Linked DNA regions of Homo sapiens: region 2 is linked to region 1. A link is an interaction called in ENCODE POLR2A ChIA-PET data of the cell type or tissue named here. Cell type or tissue: MCF 10A. All regions are shown on one strand. Each heading gives the region's core, and the rest is flanking DNA. Links, peaks and the distances in the headings are about the cores only.

Evidence for each region. ChIA-PET counts read pairs that join two places held together with the same protein. Peaks named below come from ENCODE experiments on the same cell type or tissue, not always from the same donor. Only the 100,000 strongest peaks of a DNase experiment are listed, where the experiment ranks them.
Region 2: POLR2A ChIA-PET joins it to region 1 with 5 read pairs; 2 of 35 experiments call an interaction of 5 or more read pairs at or near these places.

Annotation. Positions count from the first base shown.
Region 1 is chr7:11,226,697-11,232,088 of GRCh38, forward strand. No RefSeq gene overlaps it. Among named protein-coding and RNA genes, the nearest start is that of PHF14, 260 kb to the left of the region's middle. In MCF 10A, for the core only: no CTCF peak of the experiment used is centred there; a DNase peak (open chromatin) is centred at 2,065.
Region 2 is chr7:11,126,476-11,131,867 of GRCh38, forward strand. The region is part of intron 17 of PHF14 (PHD finger protein 14); the gene reads left to right. Among named protein-coding and RNA genes, the nearest start is that of PHF14, 160 kb to the left of the region's middle. In MCF 10A, for the core only: no CTCF peak of the experiment used is centred there; no DNase peak of the experiment used is centred there.

The DNA of each region.
Region 1 (5,392 bases), core at 130-5,129:
TCAGTCTGCACAGTTGTGATGATGATGATGACATCGGTGGTGTCAGTTCAAATCTCTGTGTATGCCTGATGGATCTTCAAACAGGGCATCAGTTCACACAGCATTATTCACGGTGAATAGCACTCCATGTCAAAGCATTAGTAACAATTTATCTCTAGGCCCTGGGATTATGGATAGTTTCATTTTTTTCTCTTTGCTTATCTGAATTTTCTAATTTTTCTATAACAGCATGGATTACTTTGTATTAATATTTTAAGTCAAGAAAAGCCTATTTTAAAGTGAACTTTATCAGTTACATTTAATGTGAAATTCCTCTTCTAGAGCTGATCAAGGAGAGAAGATAAGGCATGGATATTCAGTTTAAAATGGTGAGATTAAACTTTTCCTTTATGTGCTAGTCTTTTATTCAATAAGTAATTTGGAGCACAGCTTTTGTCATGGGGAAAATAGCTGATGGGGAGACATGGATAGAAAAGGGACATGACCCTATCCTCATAGATTTACAGACTGGTCACTGGATGCTGGTGACACATGGGGATGTTTTCATTTGCTAAAGTAAAGTGGAATGATGACTTTATACTCTGCATGTGGTGGCTCTGCCATTAGACAGTAAGTTTCAAATGGCACTAAGTCAGGCATAGAGGAATCCCTCAATATTCATGGGTGTTAGGGAGAGGGAGAGAGTCTTGGTGGATAGATGCAAGATGAGGGTCAGACCTTCCTGGGCTCTGATTCTCTGCTCCTTCTGTCAGTTCATTGCCAAGTGACCTTGGATTAGTTACTTAATTCTCTCTTCATGGCTCTGTTTTCTCATCCCCAGGTAGAGAACCATAATAATACCTACCTTGAAGTGATGATATAAACTACATGACACAGAGTACTTGCTTCACACAGTGTTGGAACACACAGAGCTGCCACCTGGAAATCCCTGCTCATCTAAGGGTTGCATCTAGACTCTGGTAGATTTGGGGAGGGTGGCATTTGAGTTATGTCCTTTCCTGAGCTGTCCCATGCCACAGCTTGCTGCTCTGTTGTCTCCTGACAATTGGTCTCCTTGCTGCTATTTCCAGAAAGCTTCACACAGAAAGCTTCACACACTCCTCTCACTCCTCAGACCATCTTTCACATAATACTGCTGTGTCTAACAGATATGTACACGATGAGAGTAACATACCGGGAACCCAGCAATACAGCAGAATTTCAATACGTGACAACACTTTTCTTAAAAATTCCCAGGTCTCACTGGTAGCAGGGATTTGTCTCTGTTACCTTTTTCTATGGTCTTTTTTGCCTCCATGTTCCTAGGCTTCTTTTCAGCCATTACCCTTTTCCTGTTTCCCCAGCTGCCTTGGAGCAAATTTGGTTTCTTTATTATACAAAACAATTTGGTCTTAATTGAGATTAAACTCCTGGTCTATCTTCACACGTCTAAAAACCCTAATGACTTTTACTCAACAAAATAGTCAATCCTTAAGTCAATTCTTCATTTCTCCCAGAATGTGAAAGTGGAGGCAGAAATTCTTTTCTTTTTTTAATCTAATTTCTCTCGTCCGTTAAACTAGCTATTGCTGTTGTTAGTTCTGACACACTGAAACTGGATTCTCAGAGCAGGGAACTTGAAAACAAGTCAGTAGACTGGCTGCATTCCTCCTAAGCCATTTCTCTACCTATGCTTACACTTTGAGGTGAAACTATAAACTGCTTAATTTAATTCAGCTTAAACGTTTGTTTCCCCATTATTATTTCTCCATTGATTTTTGTCCAATGGCTTGCAGTGCTTCCACAAAAGAACTTCATAAATTTGGTTTGATTGATAACTTCTATAGGCCTCATAGGCACCAGGGCTGGAAGATAAATAAACCTCAACACAGAATGGAAGCTGTGTTTCAAAGGACAGTGGTGGTGGGGAAGAGGAGGGAGAGATTACTTTGAATGGTATTGCCAAGTTTATTTCAACAGCTTGAAAACAGCCGATAAACACTGTAAAAAAAAAAAGAAATTGAAGTCCTTCGTTTAGTGAGAACTGCTTGTCCAGATAGGGTTGGGTGGCTGCCAGCTGGTGAATCAAATGTCAATTGGGTTTACACCATAGGAGACAATCTGTTCTAGCAGTGTTTGGACTGGAAAAAGGGAATGAATTGGTAAAGAGCTGTTCTACAGGATGCCAGTCTTTTAAGGAGCTGAGGAAAGCCCACAGAACACCAAATTATTACAGGGTCAGGACTGTGTCATTTATCTATTTGCAGGCACAAGAGTAATTATTTTCTCAGCATTAGGCATAAGCTTTTCAGAAGAATACTGCCAGGATGAAAAAATGCATGAAACAGATATATGTGTTGAAAACTCAGTGACAAGATTTGTGTAAAATTCATTGCTTCTGGGTTTCTGGTATGAACCTAGGGGAATATTGGAAAATAACCAGTAGATTCCTTAGCTTACTTATTTCAGATTACCTTTTAAGCCTTAAAGATTCTGATTTCTTTGTGAATGAGACTTCCCAATTGTAATAACTTCAAAAAAATAAACATAACTTTATATTTTGTAAATATCCAAATAAATGCTCTTATTTGAAAAAAGTTTTCACAAGAAAAAATCTTAAAGTAGAAAAATTACTCATAACCCATCACCCAATAAAATTACTTTCGGTTTTACTTTATAATGTATATCTTTCCAAGTGTGTGTGTGTGTCTGTATAGAGAGGGAGGTGTTTGTGTGTGCATTTTTCTGTACTTACAAAATGAGATCCCATCATACATGTTGCTTTGAAACATGTCTGTTTTTCTCTCACTGTATCATGTCATCTTTTGATGTTAATAAATACACATGCAAGTACTTTTATTTAATGGCTGAATAGAATTCCTTGTGCAAATATACAGTAATGCAATTAATTTCCTATTGGCAAATATTTGGGTTATTTCTAATTTTTGCCCATTATAAACAAGGTAAAGACATTTTGTTGTGGAAATATTTATACCTTTGGGTGATGATTTTATAAGGATAAATCCCATAAACATAAGATAAATACACATTAAAATTTTTTTAAAAAAATTGTAGTCAAATACTTATAACATAAAATTTAACACTTAATACTTTTTAACTGTATAGTTCAGTGGCCCTAAATAAATTTTTGTGCTACCATCACCACCATCCATCCATAGGATTCTTCATCTTGCAATACTGAACCTGTCTCCATTAAACACTAGCTGCCCCTTCCCCGCTCTCCAACCCCCGACAACCATCATTCTACTTTCTGCCTCTATGACTTCGTTGACTATTCTAGGTACCTCATATAAGTGGAATCATACCATTTGTGTCGTTTTGTGACTGGCTTATTTCTCCTAGCATAATGTCCTCAAGGTTCATCCATGTTGCAGCATATGTTAGAATTTCTTGTCTTCTAAAAGCTGAAATAATATTCTGTTTGATGTATATGCTATATTTTGTTTATCTATCAGTGGACACTTGGGTTGCTTCCACCTTTAGGCTATTGCCAGTTCTGCCACTATAAATGTAGATGGACAACATTGCTTCCAGTCTCTTCTCATAATCCTTTTGGATATATCCAGAAATAAAATCACTGGATCATATGATGATTCTATTTTTGATGTTTTGAAGAACCACCACACTGTTTTCCACAGTGGCTCTACATTCTCAACAACATTGTACACGTTTTCTAATTTCTCTACATCCTCACCAATACTTGCTATTTTCTGCTTCTTTTTTTAATGGTAGCCATCCTAATGAATGTGTGGCGGTATCACATTGTGGTTTTGATTAGCATTTTCTTAATGGTTAATGATATTGAGCATCTAATATGCAGATTTTTAAAGTTTATGATCCACATTGCCAAATTGTTCTCTAGAAATATTCTACCAATGTAATCTCAGTAAATAGTGCTCATTTACCTTCTCTGACATCCAGTGGTAATGTTTATCATGTAACTTTTAAACAACAGTGCTCATAGACATAGAAAATGTTGCTGTAAGCTCTTTGATTTAAGTTAGAAGGTGCTATATTTCTTCAAGGTTACTCATGGCGTTAGCAGGCTAGGCAGTAAAAATACATTTAGTGACTTGAAAGCTATATTTTTAAACATATAATTGATCTTTAGGAAGATTACATAAGGTTAAATAACTGTTTTGATTCTTTTATATCTCTATTCTCTCCCACTCCTTAGCAGGACTCCTATGCTAAGTCCTGCCACCTCTAATTGCAGCCTTCCATTTCCCTAAGGATTCCTTGATGATACTGAAGTTTACTTACCTAATCTATGGTTCATTTTACTATCCTTCTGTCATCATAATCAATAAACAGCAGTTATCCTTTTATGAAAAAGAAAAGAAAGGAGAATAGGAAAGTGCATTCTTCTTAATTGAGTAAGCTCACATTTCTTGAACCGTGGCCCAAGAATTAATCGACACAGCACCCTTTCGTCATATTTAACATTTCCCTTTCTCTAGCCATTAACTCTGAGGGTGTCAAATCTGCTTACAAAAGTGTTTCCCTACTAATATACCCTTCAGTTACTGGGGAGATGCAGCTGAGCCTCTTGCTTGTGTATTGCCTCCTCAATGTCAGATTTTAGTGACTCTTTTGCTGTTTCTGTGGCTTGTTGATAAACACAATTGATAGAAGAGGAAAACATCCAGATATAGACCTTATCTGAGAAAATGTCTTGGTTTGTGTGGAAAATGCTTAGAAATTTCCTTCTCACTGAACCCTATGTCCCACCCTGACTTTTTGTGCTTTTCTAATCAAAACAAGGAAGACTCATTTCGTTTCTTCCTTTTTCAGGAATATAAAATAAATTAAAAGTACACATGTTCTACTGGGACAAACAGGAGGCCATAAAATTGCTTAGCCTGCAGTCAAACATAAAAACATAAAAAATACAACAGCAAACAAACAAAAGCTAGCCTTAGAAAGGGCATTTAGACAATAATCCCTGGCCACTTTCCCACAGGAAAGAAAAGGAAAACTTTCAGAAAGAAACTTGGAGCGTATTTTTTTTTTTTTTTGCAAAGAGTATATAGTACCTGTTGATACTATATCTAATTATGTGCTAAATACAATATAATTTCAGTTATTAATATTAACATATTAATATATATTATTAGTAGTACAATATATATTCAGCATCAATGAACATATATTGATATTGCAACCGGGGCAAATAAAACACATTTCTTGTCAGTAAAGAACTGATTTAGTAACGGAAACAGGCATATAAAGAGATCAGTTTAATATAATGTCAGAAGTGCAGACAGAAAGCTGTACTGGCTGTTATTAGGAGGGGCTTTGCTGAGAAGTTTATCAAAGGATGGAAGGTGTCAGGCAGAGGCCCAGTAGGAGCAAAAAGCACAGGGGACTACAGCATTGTGTGTGGAGGGGC
Region 2 (5,392 bases), core at 179-5,178, 100 kb before region 1:
CAATCTTAATCTTTATTTTTTAGTATTCTCAAATCTACTACATATGAATCTAATTTTTGCAGTGAAATAAACTTTCTCTCTTCGTTATTTAGCTGTTTCAAAATCCCTAACTTTTGTCTTCCTGTCTACTCCTTCCTTTCTCCTTCACATTTCCAAGCAGTATTTGGAAACATGACAATATATTTTTCAAGTATGTTTATGTTCTTTTATCAATGAAAAGCTTCCCTAAGATAGCAATGTCCCTAATAGGGTAAAATACAGTTAGCTGTATTTTTTTAACCTCCTCATAGCAATAGGATGAAAAAAAAAAAAAAGCTACAGTCTGAATTTGACATCATTAAACAAAAACTCTTCAAATTAAACAGTATAAAAAGAGACAAAAAAGTGGTTTTATTTGTTCTTCATATTAAATGCCTTAAGGATTCTCAAGTGAGCTATTTTTAACAGACCACTCTTACGTTTTTATTGTGATTTAAGTAAATTTTGCTCTTAATTCCAAGACAAGGTACAAACAGAAATGAGCTCGATTCCTTCCATCCCAGTGCCTTTAAACATGCTCATTTGGAGCTTCCTTTTTCCCCCAGTTACTCTCAGACAAATCTTACAGCTTTTCCAGTTACCTTTAGGTATTAATAGTCTTTTTTTTAAATATCAAAGTCCAGTCCAGTTTAATGTCAAATCTTCTATTCTCAGCAGCTCAGACCTCCTTTAAACTGGGAAACCTGTAGTTTGGAAGTGGGGCATTCTAGATTTTGATTCTTGCCCCTCCTTTTTTTTTTTTGACTCATTGCTAGAGCTTTTCTATGTAGAGGTGCCTTGATATGAGAGATGCCTTCTGTGGGTTACTTGTGACTTCCTTTTCAGAACTTAGTTCCGTTTATCTCTTTTTTGATTGGCATTATCCCCATCCCACCAACGCTGTCCTCTTTGGCTAGATTCCTTTCTAGAGTCTTGCTCTTTAACGGGCCCACATTTTGTCCTAGGGGAAACACACAACCCCTTGCCTTAACAAGCTCAGAAAGAACAGCCATTCCCACTGCAGCCATGCATCTTTGCTTTGCTACTACAGACAGACAGGCATGTATCATCATCTAGTCCTTGTCCTCCAAACTCCCAGGGGACAAACTCTGAGTAATTTTTAGAAAATTCCTCTTCTGAGAGGGACTTCCTTTAAAGTACCTCTTCTAAAGAAATCCTTACTCTCCAGTTTCACCTTTCCTCATTCTTCAGACTTCTCCTTTAATGAGTTACCATACCAAATTTTGTGTAAGACTTTGAAGAAAATATTTTCTGAAGTATTTTATCAGTGCATATCTTTAAAAATGAATAGCTTAGACCATTTACGAGAGATTGAGAAAATTTCACTCACCCATGAGTCCTAAATCAAATATCCTATCACCATGACTTAAATCATGATTTTTTTTTTCATAATTATCACTTCTTTCACTTCTTCAAACACTTTATACCAGTTCCTGAACTCCTCTCAAGACCTCCAGGCCACCATTTACTCTCCTCCACCTTTTTAAAGTTGTAACTTGACATTTTAATGTGCACTTTTTAAAACCATTAGAGTCCTCCATTGTAACTGCCCAACTTCTCAAGATTCACTGTATTGGTTTATCTCAACTGTTTCTTTTTTGGCCAGAAATAACATAAAATATATGTACTTGAGTTCACTACAAATTCATGCCTTCTAATTTAAACCAGACCTCATTGCTATCTTTTGTGATCTCCTTATCAGATTTCTTATAGCAGTTATTTCAAATCTTTGACACATGCATCAAGGCTTCAGTTTTATTCCCAGCAGACTTACTTTTTCAAGATGATCTTGTCTCTTATTTTCACTGAGGAAAGGGGGGTGATATTTTTATCTTTCTCCTCTCAGCCTTAAAAAAAGTCTTTGTTATTTTCCCTACTTCATTCTATTTCCTGTCTCAGAAAATAAAAGTGCCACTACCTCCTCTGTTCTTTATTCCAAACATCTCCTTTCTCTTCAGTACTTGTTTCTGTTCTCATTAAGCCATTCTACACACTTTTTCCCAGTCACTCTTTGGGAAAGATCACTTTTCAAATTTCCAGGTCAGAAAATCCAAGAAAAAAGTAAGGCGCTTTCCATTGTCTATACTATAGTATAGACATCAGGGTTTTATCCCTGACATTCAAGGCCATATATAATCTAGACTCATGCTGCTAGTATTTTAGATGTAAATCAGTCTCTCTCTCTCCCCCCGCCCCCACTGCTTTCCTCCCGTTCTCCTTCCGTCTCTCCCATTCTCCCTCCTCTCTCCCTCTCTTTTTCTCTTCCCCTCCTTCTTTCTCACTACTCTTTTGCAAAAAGCCTCATATATCATCAGGTTTTTTTTCTTCTTAATTAAATGTCCAGTTTAAATTATAGTTTTCTAGTTGCCCTACAATCCTTAGGCCTAGATTCAATTTCTTTTGCACTTTTTTTGCTAGGCTGTTCATTTGACATTTGGTAGACTTTTTTTGTCATGCTATTGATCTTTTTATATCTGGGTTATTTTTACCAGCTAGATTACAAACTCTCTTACAACAGAGGATATTTCTGTCATACTTTCTTAAAGCAAGGAACCTGGATGTTGCATATTTTTTCTAAGATAGATTTAAGATTGTTCCTGGTAGTTCTCCACTGCTAGCCTATTTTCTCTTAGTTGTTACTGAAATTATTTTTAAAACTTTTATTTTGCCAAATGGCAGTAGAGGTGGTGCAGGTTCTAGTTTTTGCCTTAGAGGCCCAAGGCTGTTTATTGAAACAACAAATGATGTTTGGAACATAAATTTCTGGCAGCCATGACCCAAATATGCAAAAAAGACCAAGAAGATATCTGTTCAGCAAGTTTAAAATCATATTCTTTCTTAGATTATTTTCTTATGTAGTTCACTCAGCATTTCTGTTAACATTTAATAGTACCTGTTCACAGATTTCTTTGGAATAGACACAGTTTTAAATTAAAAGGAAAGTAAGTTGTCTCCTTCAGAATAAAGAACACTGGCATTGTCTAAGGGTATAAAACTAATCCAAATGAAAATGCCTATTTTGTGTGTATGTTTCTTTTTTTTTTTTTTTTTGCCTTTACATAAAATTTAAGAGACAGTAAACCCTTTATTTACCAAAATATTTTCTTTCTGTTGATGGACCTACCAATATATTAGCAATAGGAGTCTCATTTTTATTGGATAAAAATCTGTATAGTATTCAGAAGGTGTGCCACATACTTCACTAGGTGCTTCAGATGTAGTAAGATGAGACATAAATCTTGCCCTTAAAAAACTTAGATGCTAGTAGGATAGATAAAGCATGTATGCATTTAATTATGATATCAAATTTAAAGTGTTAAATGCCATTAAGAAGTATAGGTAAGGTACAGTGGGAATTTTGAGAGTAGGATGATTGCTTTCAGCACCAAGCAAAAAGAGATTGGCAAAAAATACAACATTTCAATAGAATTATAAAGGCTAGTAGGATTTGACAGAAGTATTAATTAGGATATGCTAAGTTATGCAGCAAAAAAAAGAATCCCAAATTTTTAGTTGATTAATATAAGTTGATTTCTCATTCATGTAACGTATCAGTACAGGTTGACAGAGCAGCTCTGCTCATTATAGTCACTTGGGGACCCGAGCTGATGGAGGTTTTGTTTCAACATATGTGGTCCACAGCATAGTAGCAGGAAATACCACAAATGTCACACTGGCTTTTAAAATCATATCTGGAATTTGATACATATCACTCCAGGCCACATTCCTCAGATGACGCAGTCAAACCTAACTTTAAGAAGCCAGTAAGTGTAATGCTACCACCATATGCTACCATACTTCCAAGACCTTTCTGGGATTCATTCCAGGATTCAAGGAAATCCTTGGAGAGAGAGAGAACGTATATACAATTTATATGGGGGAAACTGCATAATAGTGTGAAATGTAATGGTAGTAGTAATAGCTGCTAATATGTTCTCTTGATTTTTTTCTTTGCTTTTTTAAAAATAGCCTTTTGGTAGTATTTTTGATTTTTTTGTTTCTTTTTGAGCAGTTTTAGGTTTATAGAAAAATGGAGTTAAAACTACAGATTTCCCATATGCCCCCTCATCCCTTCCTCCTTCCCCTAGTTTCCTCTGTTACCATCTTGCATTCATGTGGTACATTTGTTAAAAATTGATGAGCCAGTATTGATACATTATTATTAACTAAAGTTTGTTGTTTACATTATAACTTATTTTTTGTGTGGTACATTCTGTGGGTTTTGACAGTTGTAATAATGACACATGTCCACCATTACAGTGTCATACAGAATAGTTCACTGCCCTAAAGATCTCCTGTGCTCTGCCTATTCACCACTCCCTCTCTACCATCAAACCACTGGCAACCACAGATCCTTTTGCTGTCTCCATAGTTTTGCCTTTTCTGAATGTCATATAGTATGTAGCCTGTTCAATTTGGCTTCTTTCCGTAAGCAATACGCATTTAGGGGTTTGTCATGTCTTTTCATGACTTGAGAGCTTTTTTTTTTAATCACTGAGTAATGTTCTATTGTATGGATATGCTCCTATTAAAGGTAAGAGAGAGTACGTGTAAAATTTGTTTGTTTTGTACACAACAGTCTTGTTTGTTTCCAAGTTTTGGCAGTTATGAATAACGCTACTATAAACATTCAGGTACAAGTTTTTAAGTGGGCACCAGTCAACTTAGTCAGGAAATACCAAGGAGTTCCATTATGGGATCATATGGTAAGAGTGTGTTTGGCTGCCAAACTGTCTTCCAAAATGGCAGTACCATTTTGCATTTCATCCCACAACAAATGAGAGTTGTTGTTCCATATCTTTGCCAGCATTGATGCTGTCAGTGTTTTAGATTTTAGCCATTCTAGCATGTGGGAAGTAGTTTTCATTTGCAGTTTCATAAGGACATGTAGTGTTGAGCATCTTTTCATATGCTTATTTGCCATATATATATCTTTTATGAGATACCTATTCAGATCTTTGGCCTGTTTTTTAAATTGGGTTGTAAAATTATTGTTTAATTTTAAAGAGTTATTTGTATATTTTGAATGCCAGTCCTTTATCAGATATGTGGTTTGCAAATATTTTCTCCAATTTGCAAAATATTATCACTGTTTTTTGCAGAGTAGAAGTTTTTAATGTTAATGAAGTCCAGCTTAATTTTTTTCTCTTATGGATTATATTTTTGGTATTGTATCATCAAATTTGTGGTCACCTAGATTTTCTACTATGTTGTCTTCTGGGAGTTTTATAGTTTTGCATTTTACATTTATGTCTGTGATTCATTGTGAGTTAATTTTTGTGAAAGGTGTTAGACCTGTGCCTACGTTCTCTCTCTGTCTCTCTCTCTCATTCTTTCTTTTTGACATTTGGAG